Regions from separate parts of the Homo sapiens genome. Here region 1 is linked to region 2. The links are chromatin contacts, found by Hi-C or POLR2A ChIA-PET in ENCODE. All regions are on one chromosome and are shown on one strand. Each heading gives the region's core, a stretch centred on a gene start or an enhancer-like site at or near the end of the contact. The rest is flanking DNA. Distances are from core to core; before and after follow the strand shown. Region 1 holds the start of JMJD8 (jumonji domain containing 8). Region 2 holds the start of LUC7L (LUC7 like).

Region 1 (2,652 bases), core at 1-2,500, 450 kb before region 2:
TGCGTGCTGCCGCAGGAGGCCTTTCCGCTGCGCCACGAGATCGTGGACACGCCTCCCGGGCCCGAGCACCTGCAGGACAAGGCCGACTCCCCGCACGTGAGCGGCAGCGAGGCGGATGTGGCCTCCCTGGCCCCCGTGGACTCCTCCTTCTCGCTCCTGTCTGTCTCACACGCGCTCTACGACAGCCGCCTGCCGCCCGACTTCTTCGGCGTGCTGGTGCGCGACATGCTGCACTTCTACGCTGAGCAGGGCGACGTGCAGATGGCTGTGTCTGTGCTCATCGTCCTGGGTGAACGGGTGCGCAAGGACATCGACGAGCAGACCCAGGTGTGTGGTGGGCGGGGCCTCCCCCCTGCAGCGCCGCCCCTGGCACCCAGATCCTGACTGCCGGGCGCTCCCTCCCCCAGGAGCACTGGTACACTTCCTACATCGACCTGCTGCAGCGCTTCCGCCTCTGGAACGTGTCCAACGAGGTGGTCAAGCTGAGCACCAGCCGCGCCGTCAGCTGCCTCAACCAGGCCTCCACCACCCTGCACGTCAACTGCAGCCACTGCAAGCGGCCCATGAGCAGCCGGGGCTGGGTCTGCGACAGGTGGGGCAGTGGGGTCGGGAGGTGGGGCAGGGGCCTGCAGGCAGCGCAGCAGCCCCCGCTGAGGCACCCTCCCTCCCGCCCGCCCCCAGGTGCCACCGCTGCGCCAGCATGTGTGCCGTCTGCCACCACGTAGTCAAGGGTCTCTTCGTGTGGTGCCAGGGCTGCAGCCACGGCGGCCACCTGCAGCACATCATGAAGTGGCTGGAAGGCAGCTCCCACTGTCCCGCAGGCTGCGGCCACCTCTGCGAGTACTCCTGACGGGGCATCTGCTGGGCTTGCCCGGGCGGCCGCGTGCAGAACCCCGCCTGGTCTTGTGCCCGAGACGGGCGGAGGCTGGAACTTGAGACCTCAATAAAGGAAGTAGAGCCGCTGTCGGCACTGCGTGTCACCCCATAGCGCGGCGGGCTCGCCGTAGGCCCGCGGGGCAGCTGGCGGGCGGGGGCTTTCGGCGGGGTTGTCGCCATGGTAACCGGCGGCGCCCATAGTCGCTCTCGGGGCGGCCTTCCCAGTGCCTCCCGTAGAGGCCTCTTCCGGGGCGGGCCAAAGGAGGTCACTTCCGGGGTCCGTCCCGGTTCCCGGCCGTTGCCACGACGACGAAGCTGCCGGCCAATGGCTGGCGGATGGGCCCAAGGTTCCCGGCGTGCAGCGCGGCTGCCTGAGGGCGGCAGGCTCATGGCGCCGGCGTCGCGGTTGCTCGCGCTCTGGGCGCTGGCGGCTGTGGCTCTACCCGGCTCCGGGGCGGAGGGCGACGGCGGGTGGTGAGCGGCCCGGGAGGGGCCGGGCGGTGGGGTCACGTGCGGCGGGCGGGGCGCGGGCTGACCCAGCTGTGCCCGCAGGCGCCCGGGCGGGCCGGGGGCCGTGGCGGAGGAGGAGCGCTGCACGGTGGAGCGTCGGGCCGACCTCACCTACGCGGAGTTCGTGCAGCAGTACGTGCGCCCCTGATCGCGGAGGTCGCGTCCTGTTCACCGGCCCGTCTGCCCCGACCGCCCAAGGCCGCCTTCCCCTGACCTCGCGCGCACGCGTGGGGCTGGGGCGGCGAGGCTGGCGGTCCGGCCTGGCCGCGACTCTGCCCTTCTTTCCAGGTACGCCTTCGTCAGGCCCGTCATCCTGCAGGGACTCACGGACAACTCGGTGAGCGCGTGCCCGTCCGTCCCCGGCCACTCTCGCCCGTGCTGGGCCCGGCCACTAAGTCCCCTCCCCGCCCCCGCAGAGGTTCCGGGCCCTGTGCTCCCGCGACAGGTTGCTGGCTTCGTTTGGGGACAGAGTGGTCCGGCTGAGCACCGCCAACACCTACTCCTACCACAAAGGTACGCGGCCTCACCCCTGGGGCCCGCCCATTTGCCAACACCGGGGCGGCTGGACCAGACGGTCCTGACCCGTCTCTTTCCTGCAGTGGACTTGCCCTTCCAGGAGTATGTGGAGCAGCTGCTGCACCCCCAGGACCCCACCTCCCTGGGCAATGGTGAGGCAGCCCTAGGCGGCGGTAGGGGGTGGGGACGCTTGGAGTCTCCAGGTGCCAGGATCCCTGTCCCCGCCGTCTCTGTTGGCAGACACCCTGTACTTCTTCGGGGACAACAACTTCACCGAGTGGGCCTCTCTCTTTCGGCACTACTCCCCACCCCCATTTGGCCTGCTGGGAACCGCTCCAGCTTACAGCTTTGGAATCGCAGGTGGGTGCTTCTTGGGACTGGGAAGGACTGAGGCTTCTGTCGGTGAGTACAAAATGGGTTGGTCACCAGGTGCTCATAACCCCACAGGAGCTGGCTCGGGGGTGCCCTTCCACTGGCATGGACCCGGGTACTCAGAAGTGATCTACGGTCGTAAGGTCAGCACGGGGTGGGGGTTGAGGCTTGGGACTCGCTGACCAAAACGGGCAAGGGTGACACTGCTGCTCATGCCCCCAGCGCTGGTTCCTTTACCCACCTGAGAAGACGCCAGAGTTCCACCCCAACAAGACCACGCTGGCCTGGCTCCGGGACACATACCCAGCCCTGCCACCGTCTGCACGGCCCCTGGAGTGTACCATCCGGGCTGGTGAGGTCAGTGGCTGGCAGGAGAGG
Region 2 (6,366 bases), core at 259-2,758:
ATGGCGGAACCCCGTCTCTGCAAAAGTACAAAAAAAAAGTTAGTCGGGAATGATGGCGGGTGCCTGTAATCCCAGCTACTGGGGAGACTGAGACAAGAGAATCGCTTGAACCCAGGAGTCAGAGGATGCAGGAAGCCGAGATCGCGCCACTGCACTCCAGGCTGGGCGACAGAGGGAGACTCCGTCTCAAAAATAAATAAAATACGGCAGGGCGCGGTGGCTCACGCCTGTAATCTCAGCACTTTGGGAGGCCGAGGCAGGCAGATCACAAGGTCAGAAGTTCAAGACCAGCCTGGCCAATACGGTACAACACCGTGTCTACCGAAAATACAAAAATCAGCTGGGCATGGTGGCTGGCTACTTGAGGTCAAGACTTTGAGACCAGCCTGGCCAGCATGGTGAAACCCCGTCTCTACTTAACATTCAAAAATTAGCCGGAGGGGGTGGCGGGCGCCTGAAATTCCAGCTACTGGGGAGACTGAGGCAGGAGAATCGCTTCAACCCGGGAGGCGGAGCTTACAGTGAGCCGAGATCGCGCCACAGCATTCCAGCCTGGGTGACAGAGCAAGACTCCGTCTCAAAAAAAAAATAAACAAATAAAAAATAAAGACCGGGCGTGGTGGCTCATGCCTGTAATCCCAGCACTTTGGGAGGTTGAGGCAGGAGAATCGCTTGAACCCAGGAGGCGGAGGTTGCGGAGAGCCAAGATCGCGCCATTGCACTCTAGCCTGGGCGAAACTCCGTCTCAAAAATAAATAAATAAATAATAGAGGTTTAATATAATAGAAGTATATGCCAGACTATGCACACATAAGTGCATGCTATAATTCTATTATCACATAAAATAACTGCTTACATATGCCTTTTCTTTAGTCCCTGGGACAGTAGACCATGAGCTCACAAAAGGACGACCACGAGGTTGTAATCATAGAACCTAATATTAATGCCATGACTGATGGCCAAACGTGGTGGTTCACACCAGTAATCCCAATACTTTGCCGGGCTGAGGCGGGAGGATAAGGAGCCGGGGAGGTCGAGGCTGCAGTGAGCGGTAATCGCGCCACTGCATTCCAGCCTGGGCGACGGAGCAAGACCCTCGCTCTAAATAAATAAATAAATAAATAAATAAAATTCCATGCTTTATTTAACTTTCACAAAAATCATATGAGGGGCACCTTTAGAACCCTCATTTCACAGATTTAAAAAAACGAGCGTCGGGGAGCTAAATAATATGCTCACGGTTTCATGGCTAGCTTAGAAAAAGCACGGATTCATCTTGTTTTTGATTGACTGTATTTCATTTTATTGTAGTTTACCCTCCGTAGAGACTCGTTTGAGGTCCTGGGGGTCTAGAGTAAAATCAGGGTTGGGATTTTGGTTCCGCCGTTGGACAACTTGCGACCACTCAGAGCCTCAGCCTCCCTAAGCACCCACCCCAGAAACTACATTTCCCAGCAGGGCGTGCGCCGGCGCCGTCGTACTTCCTCCCGGCGTCCCCCGCGGCGGGAAAGAGCCGAGTGGGCTCGAGGCCGACGCGACCATCGTTTGTCGACGCCGCTGCCACCGCCTGCCTGAGAGAAGTCGTCGCGGCCGACCCCGTCGCCTCCGCCGGCTACCATGTCCGCCCAGGCGCAGATGCGGGCCCTGCTGGACCAGCTCATGGGCACGGCTCGGGACGGTGAGTCAGAGCGGCCAACCAGGCGAGGGTCTGGGGTGGGAGTGAGGCGAGGCCGCCGGGCGGCCTGAGGCGGGGGCCGCGATCGTCTGCGCCTGCGCCTGCGCGGGGCATCGCTCCTCCTCCCCCGCGCTCCGACCGCAGGCGCCGGGCCTTTGTCTAAGCCGGTGCGTCTCTGAGGCGGCCGTGGGTCCAGGTCGGGCTCCTCTCTCGGAGTCTGCGCCATGGATGGGGCTTCAGCCTCCTTCCTATGTACCGTCCTGCTACTTCCTCCCCGGCGGGCGCCGCGGCTCCGTGCCCCTCCGCGAACTGTGGAGTCGGCGGAGGGCTGGAATCAGCGTGGGCTCCAGGTCGCTGGCAGCCGGGTGGCAGAACTCTTCCGAGGCTCCTTGGGAAGAAGCTACACCCGAGGGAGCCGGATGGGCCTCGAAAACCTGGCCCGCTCTGGTTCTGTACCATTGCAAGGGGAACCGTAAACTGAGCTTTTCTAACGTGGGTTTCTGCCAAGTACTTTTCCAGCTGCCCCCTTCCCCCCAGCACACAGGAGAGCCTCTGTGTAGCCAGCGCTTGACAGTCGTTAGGTAGGTTGTACTGTGTAGGGAGGAGCTCAAGATCATGATGGTTGTCACAGGAGAAAGCGGTTGCATCTTTGCAAAACTATATACCTGCTGTGGTTTGTGTTTTCTTTTCTGCTGAGTAATGAAGTTGTAAGTTCACACTGGCACATTCTCAGGGCTGTGCAGATTATTTGCACTTTATTTCATAGGTGAATAAGTGCTTTTTAGCTTTCTTTGTATATTGAGTTGCTTTTGAATTGCTTCCCATATTTTTATTTCATACAAACTGAACAATTGTGGCCCCTCTATTTTATTTATAAAGGTTCAGTGTATCTTTGCCTGCCTACATCAATCTGCAAGGGAGTTGCAGAAAGCCTCATGTTCATCGAGCCGTGAGTCACAACCAATTTCTAAGCTGTTATAACAAAAAAGTGTTTGCTTTTTTTCACAAGTAACTTTAAAAGTGTAGTTTAGAAAGAAAACATTTTCAATAAAAAGACACTACATTAATCCTGGATGCTTGCAAATCCTAAAATATATTCCTCCTCTAGCGTTGCACAGCTCTGTGTTGTATACACAGACTAGCTTTAAAATTTGTCACATACCACTTTACCTTTACTTTTATGTATCATTCCCCCGACTTCCTTACTGCAGGTGTGGGCAAGAAAACTTTTCCTTTAACACTTTTCAACAGCGGGCATAAAATTCTGCAGCTGAGGTCTTGAAGAATGCAGATGGGTACAGTATGTGTTGGAGCTCACAGTGTGTATTGACTAACCTAGTTCCTTTTTTGCTTTTTTTGGTATTGTCTTGTTAAAAGTGACTCCCAGGTAGCAACTCTCTTTTTTAAGGGTGGGAACGAAAGGGACGTAGGAAGAATAGATCTAGATTATTTAACAGTCTTCGATAGAGTTTGAAAGCTTTCTTCTTCATTCAATTTTGGGCAAAATACTGCCTCTGCATTTGTTCATAACAAAAAGATTAGATTAATAAGTAGCTTTTGTTGGTGGAAATTACCAGCTCTATAAGTCACCCTTGGTGGTTCATGGACCTCTGATTAGCTTGGGTTTTGCAGTCTCATTGCCACATGTATATGTGGAGCCAATGGCCTTTTGGTGCTCAGCTGTTTACGTCTGACTCCTTGACTTCTTTGGTACAGTGATGGAGTCAGATCTCATTAAGTGTGATTCTCCATGATATAACTAGCCTCAAAAAAATGTGTATTCCACTCCAGTTGTAAATATCTTTAGATCAGCTTTTCATTGCATTTGATGGGGAGAACACAGAAATGATAGTCTGCAAATCATCCAGGTGAATTGTTATACTAGTTATTTTTTGGTGGTTAATGTGATAATATTGTCTTATTTAAAACCACAAATGAATTTCAGGAGACGAAACCAGACAGAGGGTCAAGTTTACAGATGACCGTGTCTGCAAGAGTCACCTTCTGGACTGCTGCCCCCATGACATCCTGGCTGGGACGGTAGGTGCATTTTGGGGGACCTCATGGAACACTCTGACATGAGTGCTGTATAGGCAGTGACGGTTTTTCTATGTTGAATTTTGTTTTAACTTAAGTCTCTTTTTCTCTAAGTGGCTTAATTATGGCAGGTGTTCCTCCACTCGTATGTATGTTTGCATGCATGCATGCGATGGAGTGTCACTCTGTGTTGCCCAGGCTGAAGTGCAGTGGTGTGATCACAGCTCACTGCAGCCTTGAACTCCTGGGCTCCAGCAATCCTACCACCTCAGCCTCTTGAGCAGCTGGTACTACAGGCATGAGCCACTGCTCCTTTCTCAATCCTCCACTCTTCAACAGGCAGAAATCCCTGATGCCCTTAAAATGATAGATTCTATTCATTTGGTAGGATTTTATATTATGGAACAAATTTCACTGTTGTAAAATTCTGTCTGTAAAGTTACCAGATTTTTTGTAAAGTCATTTATACTGAGATATTCACAACTAAATAGGGCAAGTATTCTAATTTGGCTGTAGCAAAAAATATGCTTTAGGTCAGCCTGAAGTTCTTTGAAGATTCTGCGTGGGTTTGTTTGACCTCAAGTTGGTTGTGTGGAAAACTTTTGATCTAGCAAGGTACATTTTCTTCCCGCAATTTTTTGGTTTTTAAAAATCAGTTGAGGATACATTGATTTTGTAGTTTTGTGTTGTGCCACCCCTTCAAGAAATCAACATGCTATCTAATGAATATAGAACCCTACAATTTTAAGTTCACTTCAGATGAACAAAACAGATAAACGCTAGCTTTGTATAATGTGCATTTATTCGAAGTAAGAATTTGAAAAGACTGAATAGTGGAAGGTTATCTGTGGTGATTACGCCACTGAGAGAAAAGGAGTCCTGTAGAGACCACCCCCATTTTAAGGTTTCACAGCTACCTCACGGAGGTTAAAAACTATCCTCTCATTTTAAGGATGAAATGTGCATATGTTAAAGGAAGTTTTCTTCATGATGAATCATTGCTTATATTAGGGAGGAGCACCTTCTGGAAAACCGCTCAGATGTATTAAAACTTCTCAAGCTGAGTTTTCTGACAGCAAATGCGAAATGAATGCCAAACCTTGTGCCTCTGTTCCTTGGGGTGTTGTCTGCTGTTTGGCCTGGGATGGGAAAACGTTACTGTTTGATGCAGATTGTTGTGTGTACCGAGGTCAATACAGATTAATGATTTCAACTCGTCAAAGGAAGTTTCACTGTAGGGTATTTTCATAGGATGCACAACTTGGAATTCTTGATAAACCCATAGTGAAGGAAGTCAGAGGGAGCAGATAGATGTGCACTCTCGGGAAGATTTCAACCATGTTTTCCTTGGCCAGACCCTGTGTAGCATAGCTGCAGAATACTGGTGAGAAAAATAATCTGAGTGAGAGTATTTCTTTTCTTTTCTTTTCTTTTCTTTTTTTTTTTGAGACAGAATTTCAGGCTGGGTGCGGTGGCTCACGCCTGTAATCCCAGTACTTTGGGAGGCCGAGGCGGGTGGATCACCTGAGGTTGGGAGTTGGCGACCAGCCTGATCAACATAGATAAACCCTGTCTCTATTAAAATACAAAATTAGCTGGGTGTGGTGGCGCATGCCTGTAATCCCAGCTACTCAGGAGACTGAGGCAGGAGAGTCACTTGAACCCGCGAGGCAGAGGTTGTGGTGAGCCGAGATCGAGCCATTGCACTCCAGCCTGGGCAACAAGAGCAAAACTCTGTCTCAAAAAAAAAAAAAAAAAGAGACGGAGTTTCGCTCTTGTTGCCCAGGCTGGAGTGCAGTGATGTGATCGTGGCTCACCGCAACCTCTGCCTCCCAGGTTCAAGCCATTCTCTTGCCTCAGCCTCCCGAGTAGCTGGGATTACAGGCATGCACCACCTCGCCCGGCTAACTTTTGTATTTTCAGTAGAGACGGGGTTTCACCATGTTGACCAGGCTAGTCTGGAGCTCCTGACCTCGTGATCCACCCACCTTGGCCTCCCAAAGTGCTGAGATTACAGGCATGAGACACTGCGCCCGGCCAGAACTGTGTTTTCTGAAGGTTCCGGAAACTTTGGTGCCCTTCCTGGTCAGTAGTGTTAGACCAGTAGAAGGTACAGAAGAGAACACAGGTTGTGGAGTAAAAAACGCCTGACACACTGGATTTAGCAGCCATGTGGAATATTGTGGAAGGACTTAATGAATGTGATATTTCAGCTCTGCTTGATGTTGGGCATCCAGGGGAATGGCCAGTAGTATTTTTCCCTGCCTCCTTGGCAAAGCTGAAAAGCTACATCCAAAGAGGGTAATCATAGAACCCAAGCCTATCCTCAGTGTGCTTAAGCAGGGACTCTTTTGGGAGCTCTCACATTGAAAAGTAAGTGCTGAATTTTGCTTCATGTGAGGTTTTTTTTTTTCAGACGGAGTCTCACTCTGTTGCCTAGGCTGGAGTGCATGGTGCTATCTCTGCTCACTGCAACCTCTGTCTCCTGGGTTCAAGCAACTCTCCTGCCTCAGCCTCCTGAGTAGCTGGGATTATAGGCGCCCGCCACCACACCTGGCTAATTTTTTTTGTATTTTTAGTAGAGATGGGGTTTCATCATGTTGGCCAGGCTGGTCTCAAACTCCTGACTTCAGGTGATCCACCCACCTCTGCCT

Evidence for each region. Hi-C counts contacts between places; a loop is a spot of excess contacts on that map. ChIA-PET counts read pairs that join two places held with the same protein, here RNA polymerase II (POLR2A). Pooled maps may share reads with other maps.
Region 1: a map of naive thymus-derived CD4-positive, alpha-beta T cell shows a loop between it and region 2 (11-fold over the local background). The contact joins the promoter of JMJD8 here to the promoter of LUC7L in region 2. A Hi-C loop is called at or near these places in 1 of 168 maps with a recorded cell type or tissue (naive thymus-derived CD4-positive, alpha-beta T cell), 1 of 37 single-sample maps with no recorded cell type and 10 of 50 pooled maps. POLR2A ChIA-PET finds 5 or more read pairs at or near these places in 3 of 52 experiments (CD8-positive, alpha-beta memory T cell, activated CD8-positive, alpha-beta memory T cell and activated naive CD4-positive, alpha-beta T cell).

The regions. Positions count from the first base shown.
Region 1 is chr16:682,932-685,583 of GRCh38, reverse strand. It overlaps JMJD8 (jumonji domain containing 8), which reads left to right and starts at 1,250. Exons shown (of 9, transcript NM_001005920.4): 1 at 1,250-1,350; 2 at 1,429-1,518; 3 at 1,675-1,723; 4 at 1,803-1,899; 5 at 1,986-2,054; 6 at 2,143-2,262; 7 at 2,350-2,417; 8 at 2,497-2,631. The coding sequence starts at 1,265. WDR24 (WD repeat domain 24) reads left to right here. Exons shown (of 9, transcript NM_032259.4): 7 at 1-327; 8 at 408-592; 9 at 682-962. The coding sequence ends at 850. RefSeq lists an enhancer at 821-870 and a silencer at 1,271-1,580.
Region 2 is chr16:224,591-230,956 of GRCh38, reverse strand. LUC7L (LUC7 like) reads left to right here and starts at 1,508. Exons shown (of 10, transcript NM_201412.3): 1 at 1,508-1,678; 2 at 3,621-3,715. The coding sequence starts at 1,618. RefSeq lists an enhancer at 1,136-1,832 and a silencer at 1,665-1,894.